Regions from separate parts of the Homo sapiens genome. Here regions 1 and 3 are each linked to region 2. Evidence: chromatin loops called from intact Hi-C (ENCODE). Cell type or tissue: endothelial cell of umbilical vein. All regions are shown on one strand.

Evidence for each region. Peaks named below come from ENCODE experiments on the same cell type or tissue, not always from the same donor. Only the 100,000 strongest peaks of a DNase experiment are listed, where the experiment ranks them.
Region 1: it touches region 2 in a loop (5-fold over the local background); 18 of 110 quality-filtered maps call a loop at or near these places.
Region 3: it touches region 2 in a loop (8-fold over the local background); 50 of 110 quality-filtered maps call a loop at or near these places.

Annotation. Positions count from the first base shown.
Region 1 is chr1:116,720,398-116,728,397 of GRCh38, reverse strand. No RefSeq gene overlaps it. Among named protein-coding and RNA genes, the nearest start is that of CD2, 30 kb to the left of the region's middle. In endothelial cell of umbilical vein, a CTCF peak has its summit at 3,443 (motif pointing left); a DNase peak (open chromatin) is centred at 3,457.
Region 2 is chr1:117,125,013-117,133,012 of GRCh38, reverse strand. LOC124904387 (a long non-coding RNA gene) reads right to left here and starts at 4,242. Exons shown (of 2, transcript XR_007066500.1): 1 at 3,972-4,242. In endothelial cell of umbilical vein, a CTCF peak has its summit at 4,226 (motif pointing right); a DNase peak (open chromatin) is centred at 4,202; H3K27me3 peaks cover 1,059 bases.
Region 3 is chr1:117,281,324-117,289,323 of GRCh38, reverse strand. No RefSeq gene overlaps it. Among named protein-coding and RNA genes, the nearest start is that of LINC01525, 10 kb to the left of the region's middle. In endothelial cell of umbilical vein, no CTCF peak of the experiment used is centred here; no DNase peak of the experiment used is centred here; H3K27me3 peaks cover 140 bases.

The sequences.
Region 1 (8,000 bases), 400 kb after region 2:
TCAGCTCCCCTTGTTCTTGCATGTAGACCTGCCCAAGGGCCATTGGAGGTACCAGTGCTGCCACCATCACCCTGATTGACCCAGAAACTGATACTTTGATAATCAACAGGCCATGTCATGTCCAGCTCCCCCAATGGAGGGACGTGGCACTGTCAGACAATGTGGCCTTGGTGTTTTAACTTTGGTCATTCTGTATTGTGTTTGCTAACTTTTGGGGATGGGGGTGGGGAGGAGGAGAGGCTAACAATTAAGATAAAAGAACTGAAAGGAGCTTCGACTTGGCAAAAACATATTGAAGAGTTACATGATCAATCAATCATAAAGCGTTGAAATTGGAAGGAAACTTAGTAAAAAAAAAATCTTTTCCAGAGCAGTTTTGACAGTAGTTCAAATACCCTCTGCTTTAGTGTTTCCAATCCTAACAGCAAACTGTCTCAAAAAGCAGCCGGTTCCATTGTCAGAGGACTCTGATAGAAGGAGACAGGGTTTTCTTGTATTGAGTTGAAATTTATCTCTGAGCAACTTCCACTCATTTGTCTTGGTTCCATTCTCTGGAGGGAGAGTAGGTCAACATCCCTTTTAAAATGTGGTGCCCAGAAAGCAACATAAGACTCCAAATGTGGTCTGATTTAGTTAAAGCCCTGTAGGGAATTTAGAGGGGGAAGAAAAATAAAGCCACTGAGTTAACCAGCTTTAAAAAATGACAGTCATAGAAAGCTCCCATAAGTGGAACCTTAGAATCATAAACTAAAGAGAGCCTTTGAAAATACCCAGCTGGTTCATTTCCTTGCAGAGGAAAATCACACCTAAACCTGTCTAACCCAGAGATACTGACCTATTTTTTAAGATCTCTAAAAGCAAGTGTTCCACTGATGTTTATTGCAGAGAGATTTCTTACAAATCAATCATTATAAAATATCTTCAAATCACTGTTTTCTAGTAGACTAATTTGTTTTTACATTTTCCTCTTTCTCTTGCTATTATCTTTCCTACCACATAAATTGTCTTCCTAATGAAGCCGCTTATTGTATCATATTCTGGGAGTGCATGTTCATCTGCTCCTGTAGTGTTTCAGTTCCTACTGCATTAATTAACTGCGCTTCCTCTATTATTTTCCTCTTTTTTGCATGCGATCCATGGCATTTATCCTTATATTGTTGCATAATGCTTTGTGCGATGGATGTGTTCTCAAAATTGTGTGCGAATCTAATCTCTGTAAATTGAGTCTCTTCAATTAGAAGTGCCTTCCAAATGCATTTCAGATGTTCATTATTTAAAGTCACTCTGTGGGAGGTGGCTTGGTAGAACAGGAAACACAGGACCTTTGGGTCTTCCTCTTACAAGCTGTGTGACCTTTACTGGTGACTTTATCTACCTGAGCCCCAGTTTCTAATCCATGAAATGGGGACAAAAATGCCTTCTCTCAATATGTTGTTGTGGACAATAAGTAAGCTAAGAAAAAATTACTGCAACTTAAAAAATAGATGTCTTCTTGTCTTTAAAGCAAAGAGTCCTTTTTAAAGAAAATAATACTCTCAAAAATCTATTTTGCAAGTTCAGATGTTTTTGCATCACATGTTCTTAAAGGAGAACACAAGCATATTTTGACTTTACTGTCTGGCTGTGGCAGCTTTCTACCAAACTTCTTGGATTCATGCCTCTAGAACCGTGTCTTGTCTGGGCTGACTTTCTCATCTGCAGAGGTGAACATGTGCAGCGTTCATGGCCATCTTGCTGTGTCCCTGCTTTTATCACTATGCTTGAGTTCTTGAAGCTTAAGTTACATCCCTTCTGTTTTCATTATCATTTAAATATCTCTTTCTGAATATCCTAACCTGCTCGTTTCCATGTTATTTGGATCCTTTTTGTTTCCCCAAGAATCACCCATCTCTCCTACCTGACTCTGAGTTCCACAGGCCAGGAGTAGTGCATGAATGAATGGCTAATGACCCTCATTGAGAAATTCTTTCTATAGCCTGACACATGGAGCAATTCACTTCAACTCTCTGAGATTCCATTTTCTCATCTGTAATATTAGGATATACAATGATATCAGTGGTTTCCAGGAGGCTGGGGTACCTTCTCCTTGGGGGTCTACAATGATAGCAATGGAGCAATGTTTTTAAAAGCTCAAAAGAAAGTGCATGTGTTGCCAGTTAAGGCTATGTTGCCTAATATGAACACTGTCTCTTGCTCTGGTTGAATGATGTCAACTCTGCAGGTATCATAGATAAAATCATGTTGCTTAGCATGTGTATCCATCAAGATTCTTGGCTGCATGCAATAGAAACCAAGTCTAGTTGACTTAAGCAGAAAATAATTGCTTTGGGAAAATGTCTGCCAGCTCCAGAGCAAATGAAAAGACAGGAAGACCAGACTCTGGATATGCGCAGTAGCCAGGAAAAGCTGAGCAATGAAGAGCTCAGCCAAGGTCACACCACAGAAGCGGCATGGTTGGGATACCACTGGACACCAGACACCGACCCACTGGAACCACCAGGACATGGGATGTCACTGCCCAGTGGACTGCATTCCAAACCATGGTTGCTGCTTTGTGTTACTTGCTCCAGATGCAAAGTCCCAGGTGAGACCATCCAGTTGGCAAATTTTTTTTTTTTTTTTTTTTTTTTGAGACAGAGTTTTGCTCTTGTTGTGCAGGCTGGAGTGCAATGGCACGATCTCGGCTCACCGCAACCTCTGCCTCCCGGGTTTGAGTGATTCTCCTGCCTCAGCCTCCCGAGTAGCTGGGATTACAGGCATGCACCACCATGCCCGGCTAATTTTTTGTATTTTTAGTAGACACCGGGTTTCACTATGTTGCCCAGGCTGGTCTCAAATGCCTGACCTCGTGATCCACCCACCTTGGCCTCCCAAAGGGCTGGTATTACAGGCGTGAGCCACCGTGCCCGGCAGAGTTGGTAAATCTTAAGCCTTGTGTGCCCTTGTCCAGCTGCTGAAGGACAGGGACAACAAGTATTAGGCCATCAGAGGCTCTATTTTATTAGGAGAATTCCCCAAATATAAGAAGGAGATCAGCTGCTGGACAGCCCACAAAACGAAACAAAGCAAAATCCACTATGGTTGCTAAATGTTTATTTTTTGTTTATTTATTGATATATTTTTTTGAGACAGGGTCTTACTCTATTGCTTAGGCTGCGGTGCAGTGGTGCAATCATAGCTCACTGTAACCTCAAACTCCTGGGTCAAGCAATCCTCCTGACTCGGTCTCCCAAGTAGCTAGGATTAGGACCATAGGCATGCATCACCACACCCAGGTTATTAAATGTTTTTTATGACCAAAAACACCAACAAAACTTAACTGACGGTAGAAACACAATATTTTGGAACACGAGATCAATGGAAGAAAAAAATAATGAACAGGTTTAACGATTAAAAAAAAAAAGACTGACTGGAACAGGTATCTCTAATGTTGTTCACAGACTTAGACGCCCCCTGCAGGCAGGATGAAGGAATAAAGACTGGACTGATTTTCTCAAGCCCTTTCTTTCATTGACTATATGCCATAATAACCTGGACTTGTAGAATTAATCACTGCTTAGAAATAACTAGCTCATAGCTGCTACACATAAGAGAAAACAAAAGTAATAAACATGGTATGGAGGTCCTATGGTTTGAATGTGTCCCACAAAGTTCATGTGTTAGAAACTTAATCCCCAAACCAACATTATTGGGAGGTGGGACCTTTAAGAGGCTCTGCCCTCGTGAATAGATTAATGCTTTTCTCGCAGAAGCGTGTTCCTGGATAAAAGGATAAGTTTGGACTGCTTCCTGGTCTCTCTCGTGTCCATGCTTTCTTGCCCTTCCACCTTCCACCATGGGATGTCACGGCAAGAAGCCTTTCACCAGATGAAGGCCCCTGTACCTTGTACTTCCCAGGCTTTAGAACTGCAAGAAATAAATCTCTGTTCTTTATAAATTACCCAGTCTCAGGTATTCTGTTATAGCAGTACAAAACAGACCAAAACAAGTGGTTTCTTTTATATAAAAGAAATCTGAAGGCGGGCAGGCCCAGGTTGGTACCGTGATTTCATGGTGTCCATGAACCCAGGCCTCTTTTGTTTTTGCTCTGCCATCATTAGTAGTACAGGGCTCCCATCCTCAAAGACACTTCCTTAAGGCTGCTGGAGCTCCAGCCATCATGTCTGAATTCCACATAGGAAGTAGGAGGAAAGGTGAAGGGACAAAAGACAAGAGAGAAGATATAAACTGTCTGACCCCTCTTAAGACTTCCTGAAAGTCCTGAAATGTACATTTAGATTTAACAATGTCTGCTTGCATCTTATTGACCACCCTTAACTGTAAGATAGCCTGGGAGTTGCGGTCTTTTATTAGGGCACATGGTCACTCAAACATTGTGTGAGCAACTAGCAGTCTTCACTTCCCCAGGGAAGTCTCAAAAGTAGTGAGAAGTTTGGTTTAGAGGCCTTTGACTCTCCCTCTGCTCCAACTTTGTCCTCCCCTGAGTCAACTTTATGTGATATCACTTAGGACAAGGGAAGCTTCCAGGGAAGACACCAGCACTGAGGTCTTAGGACCACCTCTCTGCAATGTCTAGAGAGTGGTATGAGCCCTTTGAGGAGCTTCCTAGGAAATAACCAAACACTGAACATTTATTGAGCATTAACCTTCTGCCAGGCACTGTGTGAAGTGCTTTATCTCCACCCTGTTACCCCATCCTCACAACTGCTCCTCGAGGTAGGCACAATTGTGCCCATCCTGAAAATGAGGGAGCCAAGGATACGTGGCCATAACTTGCCTGATTACAGTTAGTGAGTAGGGACCAGGATGGAAACGTGTGTTTATCTGACTTCTGAGCCAGGATCTTAACCAACACGCTGCAGCTGTGCTGTCCCATACAGTGTCACTGGTCACACGTAGCTGTGTACACTTAGATTTAAATTAATTAAAGCAAAGTCAAATTTAAAATTCAGCTCTTCAACCATGCTGCCAACATTTCAAGAGCTCAGTAGTCGTGTGTGGCTAGTGGTTACCATCTTGGGCAGCAAAGCTATAGAACATTTTCAACATCACAGAAAGTTCTATTGGACAATGCTGTGCCAGAGGAATGGATCATTATTGACTTTCATTCGTCATCACAAATGGGATGATGAGAAACTTTTTTCTTGCCCTAGCCTCTTTTCCTGTTTTCCAGTTGTCTTGTCTTCATATATTATACAGCCCAGCCATACAAAGAGACAGAAGAAATTCTGAAGAAGCAAATACCAACCGAAGTTGAAAGTGGCCGCTTGTGATATTTCTACTGCGACAATACTTTCCACTCTGGGGTAGGGGACCATTGTGGAGGGCAGGGCAGGCTTGGTGGGGAGGATGTTCCCTGGTGTCTGCAGTCAGCTCAGCTCACAGGGTGAGCACTAGATGGCATGAATTCCTGAGCACAAAACCCTCTTATTTTTTAATTCTGTTGTTTAGCTTTTCTCTCCTTTCCCTACTTCGACACATGCCAAATGTGTTTCAGTTTAAACCTGCACTTTTAAAAGGTTGCAAAGCTCCCAGCTGCTGCAAAGTCAGGTTTTTCAGAACACATTTGCATCTTTTCTCAGTTGCTGCCTTAATTACACATAATAAAGGTATTTAGTTATAGACAAATAGCTGATGAGCCCGAACTATAATGAAAAGGTCTTGCCAAAAGCCATTTCCCTTGTCAAGAGAGAACTTGCTCAAAGACAGTGGGAAGCTGTGATTCATTCTTATGCCACAAGTGTTACTACAAGAAATTCAGTTCACTGGGAGTGGCTGGCACACAAACTTCAAGCAGTGACAAAGTCCAGAGTTCTCAGCTGTTTTCTGCAGCCACCACTGATGCCTTGACTAGAAATGTGTGATGAGAGAAGACCAACACCATTTGTGACTGGTTTAACAGGAGTCAGCAAACTTTGCAGCTGACCACCTATTTTTGTTAATAAAGTTTTATTGGAACACAGTCATGCTCATTCATTTACACAGTCACGCTCATGATTTATGGCTGCTTTCATGAGACAACAGTAGAGGTGAGTAGTTGCAGCAGACGCCATATGGCCTGCCAAGCCTAAAGTACTTAATAGATGACCCTTTCCAGACAAAGTTTATTGGCCCCTGGCTTAGAAGGTAGGAGTTGGACTAAATTGGAGTTCTCAGCCCTATCTCTGTAGGAGGGCTGGCACTGACCTTTCCCCTCTCACCTGGCCAAGATGACCATCTCTCCCCTGCATGACAGCCCTACCTTCTTTCTGCCTACCTGTCTACCTCCTGGCCTCCTGCATTCTATTCTCCTCAGCACAGCCAGAGCACGCCCCTTTGGAACATAAGCCATTTCATGTCACTCCCTTACTCAAAGCCCTTCAAGTGCTTCCCATTTCACAAAGAGTAAAATCCAAAGGCCTTCAAGTGGCCTGCAGGGCCCTATATCAGCTTCCCCGGCCATCCTAGCCTTCTCACTGAGCCTCAAACTGGCAGGCACTGTCTCCACTCAGAGGCAGAGGTGGCTCACTTGCCACCAAAAATGCCCATCATAGTGTGCCCTTGCTGCTGGAGGCAGCTGCCTAGCAAGATGCCTCAGCATTCAGGTGTGGCTGAGGAGTGGTTCTCCACAGCAGAACATGACGCGAAGTGGTGCTAGTCACTCCTACTGGGGGTGTGGGGAGGGGGTGTCTTAGGAACCATCTGTGCCTTCTCTACTCCCCATCTGCCCACTTACTGGGGAGGAGTTTGGGACCCTTGGAAATGCGAAAGCCACAAGATGGAAGTTGTTTGGATGTCTGGACCCAAATGAAGACTGCTGTCCATCAACCAGCAACATCATGTTGAACTGGAGCATGAGCAAGAAGTAAACATTTACTGTGCTGTGCTCTTATTGTGAAGTTTGGGGATGTGTTTGTCATGACAGTTAGTAGTACTGTAACTCACATAGGGCCTTTGTTCCTGCTGTTCCCTTTGCCTGAAATGCTCTTCTGCAAATACTTGCATGACTTTTCACTTCCTTCAGGTCTCTGTTCTGATGGCATCTTATCCGAGCAATTTCCGCAGATTACCCCATATAAAATAGAAGCTCACCCACCCCAGCATTCCTCTCTGCCTGACCCTCTTTTCCTTTTCCTTTTAGCACACATCGCTTGGCACAGACTTTACCAGCTCGTGGCTCGGTGCCTGAGTTGTTTGCTGTCTTTCTCCCTCCACTAGAATGTAAGTTCCATGAAGGCTGCCATCTGGTCAGGGTGTTTCCACATGCCCCCACCACTTAGTATGGTGGCTGTCACAGTGTGGGGGTGCCATAAATGTTTGATGGACACATAAAGAAATGAGTGAACAGACCAGCAATCTGGCTGTCTTCCTGATTATGTACACAAGGATGAATGGGGAAAATAGCAAGGTTTGGGGTAGGCGGTAGGGAGGAGAGAAGAAAGCAGAATGACACAAGTGGGGTGATTTTTTTGCAGTTTTTAATATTAGGTATTATTTGATGCCAGAGACAATACATGCACCAGCCATAGGGGGCCCCAACTGTCAAGGTGCTGCAAGTCCATGAAGGTGTGAGACTGGGAAACAGGTGGCACACACTGGGAGCATGGCTATGTGTTCTGCAGGGATCTCTGAGGCTCAGGGATGAGCATCATGATTAGCCTGTGGGTCAGGGAAAGCTAGGCAACCCCTAGGAGGAGTCGGCAAGAAGGAGAATCCAGAAGAGGCACTCCTGGCATCATGAAGAGCAGGTGAATTTCCACAGCCTGGTGAGTTGGAGGAGCCCTGAGCAGTTTGATACAGCATGAACCTAGAGGAAGGTGGCGGGGAAGGGAGGGGAGGCAGACAGGCCTGTGGGGCCCAGATCATGAACAGACTTGTTTGTTATACTAGGAAGTTTGAACTGTATGCTGAAGGCAATGGGAACCAAGCAAAAGAGGTTCAAGCAGGCCGATGGCATAATCAGATGTGCATTTTATGAGGCTCTTTCTGGCAGCAGCCTGTAAAAAAGATATGCATGGAAG
Region 2 (8,000 bases):
CTCCTATTACAATTAGTTTTTAGAAAGAATATTAATATAGTAATAACATATACACGTAAGATAAGTTGTAAATTTTCTAATGGAAAACTGCTTGATTTTGCTGTGAACCTAAAACTGCTCTAAAAATAGTCTATACCTTAAAAGCTATAAAAATAAAAATATATCATATATATTATCATTTCAACATGCAATTCATATAAAACATTATTAACGAGATATTTTACATTCTTTTTTTCCATAATGAATCTTCCAAAACCAGTGTGCATTTTCCACTTACAGCATTGTCTTAATTTGGACCAAACACATTTGAAGTCCTCATATTGGACAACACAGGTCTAGAGCAATGGCAGTACCAAAGGTGGCTTGGAGGGACTTTACCCACCTAGACTCTTCCTACCTCACAATCTCTATCAGCATTGCTCCAGGCCACACTAGATGCATATATCAAAAAGTGCTTTACTCTGCAAATGCAGCTTCCAAACAAGTCTCTGAGCCTTTTTTCCACCCAGAGTGTTGCTTCTCAGCTCCTCAAACACAGAGATTCACCCGGCCCTCCCCAGTCCAGTGCTCCAGACAGTACTGTTCCAAAGATTTTCTTGACGGGATTCTGCCTAAAAGAGGGGCACGGAACACTGAAGAATAGAAGGGCTTTTATTACTTCAGAATTTCCTGAAGACATCATATACTCCTCATTAATAATAGGAGAAGGAGCTTTCAGGTCCTGAACACTGTGCAAAAAAGTGAAAAATTTACTAAAATGCAGTGCAGATTTAAATGCCATCTAGAAAATAGGTACTTAAGAAAAAAATAGTTGCTGTCAATATAGAAATAAATACCTAGGCTTTGCCCTAGTTGGTGGGGATTATTTATATTTCCTTGCATCTAGGAACATTTTTTTTTTTAATATTTCCTAGCAACATTCCTGGAACTAATGTATAGACCTCTCTGTATGCCATGATATATTATAACCTACTCATCCTCTAAATATTATTATCACGACATGGGCACACTTTAGCTCAGAAAAGTTAGTTGTCATTTGAATTAGAAAAGGCACTACATTAAATCATAGTCTGCCCTTATATATTCATCATTTTCAGGTTTTATCACTCAGAGAAGTGAGGAAAAAATGGCATTTATTTGCTTACCATTTTCAACAGCTCTTCCAAAAGAAGGGAAAGAAAGATAAAAAGTGGACGGACTATAAAATAAAAACAGACACAGTCTCACAGAATTCTGCAGAGAAAACTGCATGGCATGAGGTGGAATGCACGTTTAAGTTTAATTTATAGTCACAAAATTATTATTGCCTAACTCCCCCGTGAGTCCTTTGGAACAAAGGAGGAAACATTAAATATTTAAAAATTAGGGCTGGGCATGGTGGCTCAGGCCTGTAATCCCAGCACTTTGGGAGGTTGAGGCAGGTGGATCACCTGAGGTCAGGAATTCGAGAGCAGCCTGACCAACATGGCAAAACCCTGTCTCTACTAAAAACGCAAAAATTAGCCAGGTGTGGTGGTGTGCGCCTGTAGTTCCAGCTACTTGGGAGGCTGAGACAAGAGAATTGCTTGAACTCGGCAGAGGTTGCAGTGAGCCAAGATTGCGCCACTGCACTCCAGCCTGGGCAACAGTGCGAGACTCCATCTCTAAATAAATACATAAATAAATTTAAATAACATTGGTAAAATGTTATATGGCATATATAATCTTATGTGGCATTTTTTAAATTAAGAGGTCTTCATGGAAAATTCAAAATATTTTCCATCTTTACATCAAAACCTTTATAAATTAAGTATCTAATATTTTAATATAATTTAATAATATGACATGATATCTGGTATTTCCTTTGAAAACCTCCAGCAGAGAAAACAACATAAAAGTTGGGGAAGTATATTAAACAAGAGTGACAGAATGCTGTAACTGGTGATGTTGAGTGAGGGGTACTTAGGGGTTATTTATACTTTTCCCTATGCTTGTATATATCATATATCTGAAGTTTCCCAAATAAAAAAGTTTAAAAATTATTGATGATAAATTTTAAAATATGTGGGTATTTTTAATTAAAAAAATTATTAACTGGTTGTCTCTGACTCGAGGCCTGGCACGGGAGATTTACTATTTACTTATATTCTTGTAAATTGTTTGCATGTTTTTATCAGATACATTATTTACTCAAGAAAAAGTATATGTATATATGTATGTATACACACACATACCATACACACACACACACACACACACACACCAGTATTTTGGTACTGTACTTACTGCCTGAGGATACGGGTTATGCATTTAACTTCTCAGTTGCTTGCCCTTAGGTAAGTTGGGTAAGTTACTTCTGAGCATTCTTATGGAAGAATAACATTTAAATGAGGTAATGCATTTGAAAATATCCAGCACAGTGTCTGGCATAATACTGGCGTTCACTTAGTGCTGGTTTAAATTATATTAAATATGTGGAGAAACTAGATTTAATATAGGAGGCAGGCCTACCCCTAATATTTGAGTGGCCATGAGCAAGAGGACAAACAGGGGCATCCAGCCCATGGCCTGTTCTCATCTTTCTCCATCCTACCAGAGGCCCTTGCATATGTGTGTGGACACTCCAACAGGCTTGATCAAGTTCCACCATCCCCAAAAGCTGTCCTTTCACCACTCCTGAGGCCTAAGTGTGTGCACACTTACCCTGCAGTCTACAACTGCATGGGCCTGGGAGTGGGCTTCTGGCTATTTGTCAAAGAATTTTGGGCTTGTAGGTGGCTGGAACCTAGTCTGAAGGAGGTGAGGGTGGGGTGGTGAGGGGAGAGATGTACTCTTGGAATTCCTTGGCCCATGGGAAGAGGTGTGGCTGGAGAAGGGCCAGGATGGGTTCTTTCAAAGCAAAGGGTCCAGGCAAGTGCCACAGGCATCTGAATCGAAAAGCAGTACTGATTCAAGACAAAGTATTATATTGAACCACTCAATGGAGTGGGAGTCAGAAGACATGGATTCTTGCCCTAATTCTGCCAGTAATGTCATACGTGACCTTAAATCAGTGTCTTTACCTTGCTGCACCTCAATTTTCTCATATATTCATTTAATAAATATTTATTGAGCTCCAACTATGAGCGAGACATCCAACTAGACACTGAGGATATACAGAAAACTCAACAGATTGCCCTCATTGACTTAGCATTCTGACAGAGAGCAAGATAACTGGGGCAAACATATTCCAAACGAAGGGCCCCTTCTAAACCAAAACTTTCCATTCAAAATCAATCTTTAAAGTTGTCATGTTTAATAAGTACTAGTAATGAAAGAATCCTAAAAGGAAAAAAGTGTTAAATTATAATGCAATATTATCAAGAGCCTTTTATGATCAATTCTCTAACACAGCAGCATGAGCACTGTACTAATTTTAATCACAAGCATTATTGCCAAATGCAGCACGAAACTCAATCTCTAAAATGTGCCATTTTCTTACTGTTACTCATTTTACTTATGAATATTTTATATGGAAGATAAATTTATGTAAAAATAATATAATCACAACACATTTATCCACATTTTAAAAATAAAATACATTAACAGAATGTAGCAGGTAATTTTTAAAACATGTATTTCAAACAACATTAATATTGAGCTCTGTTATGTAATAAACATAAACAAGGGAGTTCAGAGAAACAGATGAATAAAGTGTAAATGTCTAAGAACCGCTTATATTTATATCAGACCAACTAAGATTGGGTGCAGCTTCCTGTCTTACTACATCAACTACAGATTGTTTGGGGTCATGACAGACAATCGATCAGACAACTAGGAGTCAATTGAGAAGAGCTAAGGAGTCTGTCTTGGATAAAACAGTACAGAATTTTTTTCTAAAAGGATAGTTGTTAATAATGGAACTGATATCTTGTGTACTTCTAGTTTGACCTAAAAGCAGTTACACAAGGAGAGTTCCAAAGCTCACATTATTCTAGCTGTTTCCTTCTTACCTTCTCAAAGTTGAAGAGTTGCCCATTTTCACAAAATGTCAATGATAAGGGACTATTTATACTTGTTAGATCTCACAACTAGAGTCTTCTCGGGTAGAGTGAACTTTTAGATAAAAATAAAAACACCCAGCATGCAGTGTGCCCTGGAGTCTATGCAACCTAGCCCTCTCTTCTCTGTCCGTCTTGGTTCAAAATAAATAAAATAGAACAAAGGAAGCTGAGTTTTATTCATAGTATAGCGTTTTTATTGAGCTGTTTCCACTAGATGGCACTAAAGATTCTGTGTTTCAGGAATCAGGCCCTTTTAAAAAAGAAAATCAGAAGACAAAAATGATCTGTCTGAAATAAACAATAAATTTCTCCAGTCATCTGTCCTAATGATCAGTTTCTTAGAAATGAAACATGAATCTTGGCCATTTATTCACTATCAAACATTTATTAAACCATATTAAGTTTCAGACACTGTGCCCAGTATTAAGGATGCAGAAACAGGACAAGGTCCCTTGTGCTTAAGAGTTCCCAGTGTGGAAGAGGAGGGGAACAGTGAGAACAGAGGGCTGAATCAGACAAGCGAGTAGAAAATTGAAATGCAGAATGTTAAAGACTTGATAGAGATCATCACAGTACCACGGGTAACACACAGAGGGATGCCTAATGAAGACTTGGTGAATGGAGGATTCCTAAAGAAGTTGATGTCTAAACTGAGCTTTGAAGAATGGGTTGGAATTCATTAGGCAAAGAAGAGTGGGCAGAGTGTCCGAAGCAGAATAAGTAGTAGCTTGTATAATCATAAAAGAAGGCTGAAGCCCAGTGTGCATGCTTGGGTTTGGATGGGGCAGTGCAAGAAATGAGGTTGACTGGGCTGGCAGAGGCAGGGTCATGGGAAACCATATATACATATGAGATTATATATATCACTCTAAGACATATGGAGTTTTATCCTGAAGGCACCTCCTACTCCTCTCCCCCTAGTTCATTCTGATTTTGTCACACTGGCCTCCTCACTGTTGCTCAAACATGAGTAGGCACATTCCTCTCTCAGCAAGCACTAACTCTTCCCTCATCTGAACTACCTTTTCCCCATGGGTCCCTCCTTCACCTTTAAGTGTTTGCTCAAATATCACCTTCTCAATAATACTTATCCTGACCACTCCAGTTATATTGCAACACCCTCATCCTGCACTGGATGCTCCTCACTCTGCTTAATTTTTCTCCATAGCATTCTCACATTCTAACATACTGTATAGTTTCTGCAGTTATTATATTTATTCTTTTTTTTTTTTTTTTTGAGACAGAATCTCGCTTTGTCACCCAAGCTGGAGTACAGTGGTATGATCTCCGCTCACTGCAGCCTCCGTCTCCCGGGCTCAAGTGATTCTCCTGCCTCAGCATCCCGAGTAGCTGGGATTACAAACATGCACTACCATGCCCAGCTAATTTTTGTATTTTTAGTAGAGACGGAGTTTCGCCATGTTGGCCAGTGATCTCAAGTGATTCGCCCACCTCAGTCTCCCAAAGTTCTGGGATTACAGGCATGAGCCACCGTGCCCAGCATATTTATTGTTTATTGGCTGCTTTCCCCTACTAGAAGGTAAGTTCCACGAGAGCAGGAATTTTTGCTTGTTTTAACAATACATCTCTGGTGCCTGGCACATAGTCAAAAGTCCTTGCTGTCAAGGAACTTATTATTTTAGTAGGGAGTAAGTTGTGAAGACATTTGGGAAAATCATATTCCAGGTACTCAAAGGATATTAAATGAGTAAACATAGGCATGGAAGAGCTACCAAAGAGCATGATCAAACTGGAATTGCAAAAAGATCCCTAACAGGATTATAGAGAATGAATTGAAAACAGGGAGTGAATTCAGAGATGATGGAGGTAATAATATAGTAAAAAGAGCCCCCATGTAACAAGTGGGCTCATGGTTTATAAATCACCTCCAAATCCCACATCAATCAAGGGAGGATGAAAAGGTTAAAAAAGAAGAAGAAGAAGAAGAAAGAAGAAAAGAAGAAGAAGAAGAAGAAGAAGAAGAAGAAGAAGAAGAAGAGGAGGAGGAGGAGGAGGAGGAAGACGAGGAAGAGGAAGAAGAAGCCACCAGCGTAGTGGCTCATGCCTGTAATCCCAGCACTTTGGGAGGCCAAGGCAGGTGGATCACCAGAGGTTGGGAGTTCAAGACCACCCTGACCAACATAGTGAAGCAGTGTCCTGTAGAGAAAAAGAGAAGTGGTCAGAGCGGCAGGAGGTAGAAGAAAAATCAAGAATAGCATATGGTAACTGAGGAAGAAGAAAGTTTCAAGAAGAAAGTTGTCAGTGTCAGACCAGGCGCAGTGGCTAATGCCTATAATCCGAGCACTTTGGAAGGCTAAGGCTGGAGGATCACTTGAGCCCAGGAGTTCAAGACTAGCCTGGGCAACATGGTGAGACCTCATTGCTACAAAAATAAAAATATTAGCTGGGCATAGTGGCACACACATATAATCCCAGCTACTTGGGAAGCTAAGGTGGGAGGATCGCTTGAGTCCAGGAGATTGAGGCTGCAGTGAGCTGTGATCACACCACTGCACTGCAGCCTGGGCAATAGAGTGAGACCCTGTCTCAAACAAGAAAAACAAACTGAAACAAAAAACTGTCAGTGTTAAAAGCTATAGTGAATTCAGTTAGTTAAAAACTGAAAAGTATCCAATGGATTTAGCAAATATGAAATTATTGGTAACTTTGGCAAAGGCAAGTTCAGAGGAATGGTGAGAGCAAATGCCAGATTGCGCTGTGTTTAGGAGTAAAATGCAAGGGAAGAAGAGATGCAAATGTAGACTATTCTTGTCAAGCAGCTTGGCTATAAAGAAGTAGAGAGGGATTGGGAGCTAGAGAGGGGCATAGGGTAGAAGGAGAGACTGAAGCATGGACATGAGCGGAAAGAAAGATCCACCAGAAAGAAGATAAAGACAGAAGAGAGAGGAGGCAGGCAGGGCTGAACTTCAGAGCACAGGTCCCAGGAGAAAGGAGTCTCCTTCCTTTGAAGGAAAGAAGGAAGGATGGTGACAGAGACAGATGGAATGGTGAAAGATAAGTCTGACAGAACTCTCTGGTCCCTTTCCATATATCCACTCAATGTCTGATGGTAATGATCAAGCATAGTGCCCAAACCAGCCTTGCCTGATTTCCTGATGGGTCATTCTCCCTTCCTGGCTTTCTTGCCTTCAATATCTTCCCTGTCTTGGGCAAACAGGTGTGGGCTGAAAGTCTTGTAGACACTTTCATGAACGCTGGTCACTTTCATCAGTCCTGTTCCTCTCATCCCATGACTATTGCTTCCCCAGACAGATGAAGCAATGTGTGAGCATGGAAGAAGACACCGAACTAATTCTGAGAAAGGAGCATCCTTAACAAATCCTCTCTCGTCCTGTGATGTCACCCCATATCACTTATGGTCTGCACTATCCATAAAACTCTTGGTTGAAGGTGGTCCTGTTTGTCCTCCCATTACTTGAGATCACCATTCTCTCCTTCATCAATAACAGGTCTTTATTAAATGACTACTGTCTAGGTTGCCAAGATTTTCCATCTTAACAGAGAGAGTATACATGTATGTATGTGATATATATAGTGTGTAAATATATACACATATGTAAATATATACACATGCATATATATACACACATAATAAATAAAAACAATACCACAAGGTAGCACAAACTGCAAAGTGAATAATATAGGCAAAACAGCATTAGGCTTGAATCTGGAGCCCTGAAATAAGAGAAAGCTTCAAGGGGGTAGTGTGAAGTAGGGCTTTCATAGAAGGAAGGGTAGGTTTAAATAATAAAGGAAGGAGAATGTTGCCGACAACTTGGCAAACACCAAGAAACGTGCTTGGCAATGTTTAGGGAATAACTAAACAAGCAGTTTTATGAATCTATTGAAGAATGCAGATATTATCCTACAAAAATGGGGAGCTACTGAAAGTTTTAGAATGAAGACTGACTTGTATCATGTTTTTATATGTTTTTACAATTAATTTGGAAGAACTGT
Region 3 (8,000 bases), 160 kb before region 2:
AAGAGCGTAGGAATTCAAGATCAGCCTGGGCAACATGGTGAGATTCAGTCTTAAAACAAAAATTGTATATAAAGTACATTATACAGTGTATATTCTGTACTGTTTGGCTCCTTTCACGTAATATTGTGTCTTTAAGATTCATCCTCTATATATCATGCAGCTGTACTTTTTTCCTTATTTCTCATAATACAGTATTTCATAGTATGAATAGATCACAATTTGTTATTTATTTCACTCTTGATAGACATTTAGGTTGTTTCCATTTGGAGTTATTATTCAGTACTGCTATGAATATTCTTAAACATGTATACTGGTGCACATAAACATATGTTTTATGAGGGTATATAACTTGGAGGTGAATTGCTGTGTCATAAATTATGCATATCTTGTATTTTATTTGATAATGTCAATCTGTTTGCTATAGTAATTGTGCCAATTTACACTTCCATCAACAACATTTGAGTTCTTGATGTTCTACAACCTTGAAAGCTTGGTTTGATACTCTAGTGAGGTATAGTGGTGTATCAGTATGGCTTTAGTGTACATTTCCCTGCTAACAAATGAGGTTGAGAATTAATGCTCATTTCATATTCATTATCTGTCAAATCTTCTGCCTGTTTTTTTTGTTGTGTTGTCTGTTTTTGTTTTCTTTTGACTGGTAGGTTCGTAGGAATTCTTTATGTATCTTAGATATGAACCCTGAACCCCTTGTTGATTACACACATTGAAAAATGGTGTTCCACTTTGAGGTTTGCTTTTTCTCTCCTTTAGTGATGCACTTTAATGAACAGAAGTTCTTGAATTTGATCTAGTCAATTTTTTCAAACTATTTTAATGTAGTCAACTTTTTCAAACTATTTTAAGTGCTTTGGGGATCTTGTTTAAGAAACCTTTCCTAATCCAGAATTCATAAAGATATTTTCCTATGTTATCTGCCAGAAGCTTTATTGTTTTACTTTTTCCATTCAATCTATAATCCACCTAAGAATGATTTTTGTATATAATGTGAGGTAAGTTTACTAACCAACTTTTGAAGGATTCTTTTATCTTTTGGAGAAGCTGACCTTCTGCTGTCCTGGTTTTACTCCTAAATTTGAGGCTAATCAAGGTGGTAGGTCTCCCAAACTCCTAACAGGTAAGTGATCTACCAGATCATCAAAATATCATAAAGAATATATACATATAATACAATTTATACATACAGTATGTATGTACATTCATACATAGTCATAATTATCTACCAAGAATAGAAAGAGGTATCCCTTTACAAGGAGAAAGAGATATAATGGTTAAGTGTGACTATGTTTTTGAGACAAGGCAGAAGATAAGAAATCTGAAGGACTGGTTATCAACAGAGAAATTAGGGATCTATTTATTTATTTATTTATTGAGACCAAGTCTCTCGCTCTGTTGCCCAGGCTGGAGTGCAATGGCACTATCTCGGCTCACTGCAACCTCCACCTCCCAAGTTTAAGCAATTCTCGTGCCTCAGCCTCTCGAGTATCTGGGATTACAGTGACGTGCCACCACGCCCAGCTAATTTTATTTTATTTTATTTTATTTTATTTTATTTAGACAGAGTTTCGCTCTTGTTGCTCAGGCTAGAGCGCAATGGCATGATCTTGGCTCACTGCAACCTCTGCCTCCTGGGTTCAAGCGATTCTCCTGCCTCATCCTCCTGAGTAACTGGGATTACAGGCATGCACCACCACGCCCAGCTAATTATATATTTTTAGTAGAGACAGGGTTTCTCCATGTTGGTCAGGCTGGTCTCGAACTCCTGACCTCAGGTGATCCACCCGCCTCGGCCTCCCAAAGTGCTGGGATTACAGGCGTGAGCCACCACACCCAGCCAGAAGTTAGGGATTTAATAGTTGGTAGGTATAGTGGACATTTGTTGTTTGTCCTGCCCAGAATAATATCGCGCTGCTTAAAGCCTTACTAACGTGTGCTTCATGAACTCAGGGCATTATCTGTCTTGCTCATCACCCTGTATTCTTAACGTTCAGCACAGTGCCTAGCACAATAGTAGCACTAAACAAGTATTTATTGAATAAATGAATGAAATACTCCTACTGTCATGATTCAAATGGAAGATATCATCTTTTGGTAGACCGCCTGCACAGCCTTAATAATAACTTTGTTGCATGCTTACTGTGTGCTAGACAAGATGCTAAATGATTCAAATTTGTCATCTCTTTTATTTCTTGCAACCATCTTACAAGATAGGAATGATTATTATCCCTATTTTATAGATGAAGAAACCAAAGGCACAGAAGAGTTAAGCAACTTGCATAAGGTATAGCTAGTAAGTGCAGGAGTTGGAACTTGAAATCACATCATCAGACCATAGAGCTTATGCTCTTAATCTTTCCATTGAATTGCCGTAGTGATTGATCTAAGCATGACCTCCTAACCCTCCAAGCTGAACCAGTAATGAGAAAAGCTAATGACTATTGATTACTTGCCTTGTGCTGGGTACCATATAAAATTGTTTACATATTTTCCTCATTTAATCGTGATATAAAACCTGTAAACCATTATTGTCCCCATTTTACAGATAAGGAAACTGAGGTAAAAGAGCTTAAGTAAATTGCTCAAGATCAATCAGCTAGTAGGCAGGGGAGCCAGTGTTTGAGCTCAAGCAGTTGGACTTCAGAACCCATACTGATACCCACCAGGCTATCTGCCTCTATTAAGACCTATTTCCCTTACCTCAGAAAGGTACACCTTGAAGAAGCAAGGCCAATCAGAGCCCTTCTCTGGGACCTTTGAACTAGAGACCATTGCTTTCTGGTAGGGAAGATGTGAAATTATGAGCCAAAGAGAGCCACCACCCCCATGAGGGGGCAGATCCCATCTGCAGTAGAAGAGTAAAGCTGACTGACAGAGAGAAATGCAAGAGGTGAAGGTGATAATCTTGATGGCTCTTTCATTCACCCTGCCCGGCCAGCTCTTCCTTTTGTTATGTGAGCCTTCCCATAAATTACTCCCCACCCTCCTTTTTATTCTGCCTAAACTAGTTCAAGCTGGGTTCTTGTCACTAGCAACCAGAATAGTCTCAGCTAACACAGAAGGCTGTGGTGTTCTCCCAAATGTGCTAACATTTATGAAAAAGCATCAAAGCCCTTTGGAGTTTAACACAAACTGTATTTCCTGACTTTCCATTTGATGCATGAATGAGGATGATGTCTTTTTATAAAAGTGCCTTCTGTGGGTTTATAAATGAATAATAAGTTGGATCTTCTTTGTTAAAGGCTGCAGCATCTTGCGTACATCTTTCCAGTGAAGCGGATGGCCTGATATATACTCTTCTAAACTAATTTTTTTTTTTTTTTTTTTTTTTTAGAGATGGAGTTTTGCTGTTGTTGCCCAGGCTGGAGTGCAATGGCATGATCTCGGCTCACTGCAACCTCCACCTCCCGGGTTCTAGCGATTCTCCTGCCTCAGCCTCACGAGTAGCTGGGATTACAGGCATGTGCTACCACGCCCAGCTACTTTTTGTATTTTTAGTAGAGACAGGGTTTCACCATGTTGGTCAGGCTGGTCTCGAACTCCTGACCTCAGGTGATCCACCCACCTCGGCCTCCCAAAGTGCTGGGATTACAGGTGTGAGCCACCACACCTGGCTTAAACTAAAAAAAAAACCTGCTTATCGAATATGTCAAAATGCAGGCTTTTTGTGATGGACAGCTCCTCTCAGCTAAACAGTGGTGTATCCTGGATTCCCACCAATACATGGTAAAATTATATTTCTTCACTGGGTTTTGAGACTATATAGCTCTCTAAGTCTCAGTCATCTTATCTACAAAATGGAGGGATTGGTCTGCAAAGGACCTTTAGGGCCTTTAGGGTCCTTTTCCCAACTCTAAGCTTTGTGGTTTAAAAAAACTTGAGGCTGATATCAACTCAAGAGGTACTAATGGTCATTTGCTTTGCGGACCTGCTGTTGGCTTAGGTGAGATGACACTTGCCATTTCAAAATGTGAAGATCTTTCTTTTTTAAGTTCACCTTTTCAATGTCTAGTGTCACATTTCCCCCAGAATATTCTACAGAATGGAATGCTAATCCTTGGAATTCTCTCCAATCAAGGAGTCATCGATCAAAAATTATATACCATATCCCCCTGGGAGATTAACAATTCACGTTATAAATTTAAAGGCCCTGAGCAATTTTTTAGTAAAGAAACCTGTGTAACTTATTTTACCCTAAGATTTTCCAAATACATTTAACCAAAGAACCCTTTCTACAAAAACACACAGTGATATCACATGTAGAACTGCTGGCTCAACATCTTCCCTCTGGTTCTGTACAGTAGAATAGATGTTATGACTGCCTTAGTGTGAGCATATTTAATAGGTAATAATGTTATATTTAATTACCCTATTTCCTGGGTGTAGCTTTTTGTGAATTGAAAAGTGATCACTAGGAGATTATTATTTGGTTCTATACTAGGTAGCATCATATATTAATTCTTCCCCTGAGCTCTAAATGGCTATAAAGATTCCCTTCAATTGACCAGAAGAGGGAAGCAGAGGACCTGAGATGGCATCTGAAGTCCCAGTAAGTGACTTGGGAACAAAGGAACACATGTAAGAAGATAAGGCAGCATCAGTTCAGGAGCTTGTCTTGGAAAGATCATCTCCCAAGCAGACTGAACCATTCACATTTCAACCACATCATCTTCAGAATGCGAAGGCCCATTATTGGAAGCCATCACCTCATACCATTATGCATTTCCTAGAGCTTCCATAGCAAACAGGTCTCCTTAAAGTCGGGGAGTACCAGGAGATCATCAGGATGGGGCTGATGGAGACATCAGAAAACAGTGAAGCAAGGCCAGTAGACCTGGAGATTGCAGCAACAGTTCCCAAGAGCTGGGGCTTCCTCACAGCTGTGTGTGTTTGCATCTTCTGGTCCCAAGAGCAGCCACTGCTCAGGTAGGCTCATAGCAGATTATTCACCTGCCAAGCCATTAGCCAGACATGATTTTAGAATGGCAGGCCCATTATCACCCATGTTATTTGAATTGGAAGACATGGTATTTGGGGTTGGGGGTAGTATTGGGCTTGGGCTCAAGGTTCTGAACACCCAAATCCTGCCTTGCCAGAGCTTTGCCCTTGTCCATGAGTGCCACAAGGGAGACATCATGCTCAGAGGACAGGGCCAGGCAAATGCATGCATTTTATAAGAATGTTTTGGCTTCAAATACTACCCTAGGCCATTGCGAAGCTAGGGATAACCACTGAAAGATTCTTTTTGTCTAATCTAAAGGCAAAATTAATGCTAAAACTAGGCCCTGGCTAGGTGTCTTGGCTCATGGCTGTAATCTTAGTGTTTGGGGAGGCTAAGTGGGAGGATCACTTGAGGCCAGGATTTCGAGACCAGCCTGGGAAACATAGCAAGACCCTTAAAATAATAATAATAATAATAATAATAATAATAATAATAATAATAATAATAAAATGTCCAAGTGACCGTCTTGGTACTTTCCCCCTAAGTTTATACCTCTTTCTCAGGCTTTGTTATTTTAACTTTGTGACAGCAAGAAAAGATGAATCCAAGGAAAACCATGCCAACGAAAGGAGAGAGAAATGAGCCTCTCTTTAAAATCTGGAGCATAGGTGGTATAAGTGTGCTTTTCGCACACCAGAGGTACAAAAGAGAAATTCCCAGGACATGAACACCCAAAAAAAGAATGTGGCCAATAAAATACCTTTGAACTTGACTCATCCTCATTACCCTTTTTATCACTCTCTTCCTTGGATGTATAGGTGGGAATTAATGGGGGAGAGTGGAGTGAGGTAAAGAGAATCGAGTGAAGACCGCAGAGGAGGCCATCCTCTCACTTGGCCTTCCTTCTCCTCCCACTGGCCTCCTCCTCTGCTCCTTTCTACCCTATGCCAACCTGTCAGAGCCCCTAAGCATAAACGTCAGAGTCACTGTGTTGAAATGTCAGTATCCATGCTATATTCTTTTGCACTTTGTTTCCCATCTCTTGGTGGTTCTGTAAGAATGAGAGAGGAGTTTTGGTGTTACTTGGTGGTATCACCCATCTTCTCCTCTGTGAGGAACCCAAGAATATCTGAGTCCTTAAATGGTCCCATCTTGCCTTTAGTGTCTCAGGGGAGTTCTGTGCCAGGAAAGGAACAGCAGGAAATGAGAATCAATGAATTATATGATTACTAGCTAAGTCAGCACCTGATAATTCCCAATGCAGCGTTTTCTGGTAAAAGATGAACTTGAGCATGTCTTAAGCCTCAGTGTGTAACTGGGATTTTTTATTTCTCTTCAAATGGAAATTTTAGGCATATTGTTTGATAGAGAGATCCAACCTTTGAGAGGAATACTAAATGCATTTACTCTCTAGCATCAGGTTGAGGAAGACCTAAGAGATCTTATGTCTGCTTACCACTGGGAGATAGGAAGCAGAAAATGCGGGAAAACAGGAACTGGGTGCTGACATTTTGAGACAGTGGCCCTGCCCACTGATTACTGGGGCCCAGTCAAAACCTTGGACTGTGATCAATTGGCTTCCAGACCTTCTTCCCTTGAGTAGAGGAGAGTAGGGGAGCTGCAGGGGATGTGAACAGAGGCAGAATCTCCCTCATGAAAGAGGGAAGTCCTCATAGGCAGGAAGTTTCCCTCACAGTTTTTAAAATCTGAAAAGAAGTCATAGTAGATTTTTGACTCCTAGGAAGGAAATCACCATTTACTGAACATCAATTATGCCTTCAGTCATGCTAGGCAAGTTTCATTTGTTGGTTTCTTAGTTGAAAGTAAAAAATAATTCTGACTTACTCAAAGCAAAAGAGGAATTTATTGAAAGGATATCAGGTAACTAATAGAATTCTAGCCAGTGGGCAAGCAAGCTCAGATACTCTGTAGTCAAAATCAATTCCAAAAATAAAACTATCCTATATTTGGCTGGGGAAGACTATTCAAGTTGGTTCATAAACCCACTGAAATGATAACTAATAATTTGGTTGCTACCAGGGATGACAAAATTTTATATGTACAGCTTTTACATTTCCCTTCTCAGGCCTAGAGTCAAAGATTTTTTTCTAAGAATCTCTGGTTCATTTGAATAGGAAATGGTATTATAATCTGGGTACTAGTGGTCTCATTGCTACTGAGTTTATCTTTTCTTTCAGGCCTTTTCAATGGATAGATATAATATATATAAATTATATAGTCATATATAAAGTTATATTACAAATATGTATGTGTGTGTGTGTGTATATATATATATGCTCATACTGATAGTTTCTACTCACATTTAGGACTACAGGTTTTTCACTTAGTCTTAGCTATCTTACATCTGTATTTCGTTTCTCCTATGTGAAAATTTTCAATTTTCAATGGTACTTGTTATTGGACTGAACTGTGTCTCCCAAAATTCATATGCTGAAGTTGTAACCTCCAGTGACTATATAGTTGCCACTCCATATCTGTGGATTCCACATCCATGGAGTCAATCAACTGAGGATCAAAAATATTTGAAAAAAATTATAATACAGTATTAAAAAATAACACAAATTAAAAAACCAATACAGTATAACAACTATTTATATAGTATTTACATTGTATTGGGTATTATAAGTAATCTAGACATGATTTGAAGTATATGAGAGGATGTAGGTAGGTTTTATTTAAATAAATAACATTTTATATTATATATGAAATACACTTTATATAAGGAGCATAAGCATCTGCCGATTTTGATATGGTGTGTAGCCCTGGAACTAATGCCCCATGGATACCAAGGGATGATTGTATTTGGAGATAAGGCCTTTAGGGAGGAAATTAAGGTTAAATGAGATCATAAGGGCGAGGCCTTAATCTGACAGGACTGGTATCCTTATAGGAAGAGGAAAAGTCATGTCCGGGTACAGTGGCTCACACCTGTAATACCAGCACTTTGGGAGGCAAGGGTGGGAGGATTGTTTGAGGCCAGGAGTTTGAGACCAGTCTGGGAAACATAGTGAGACCCTTGTCT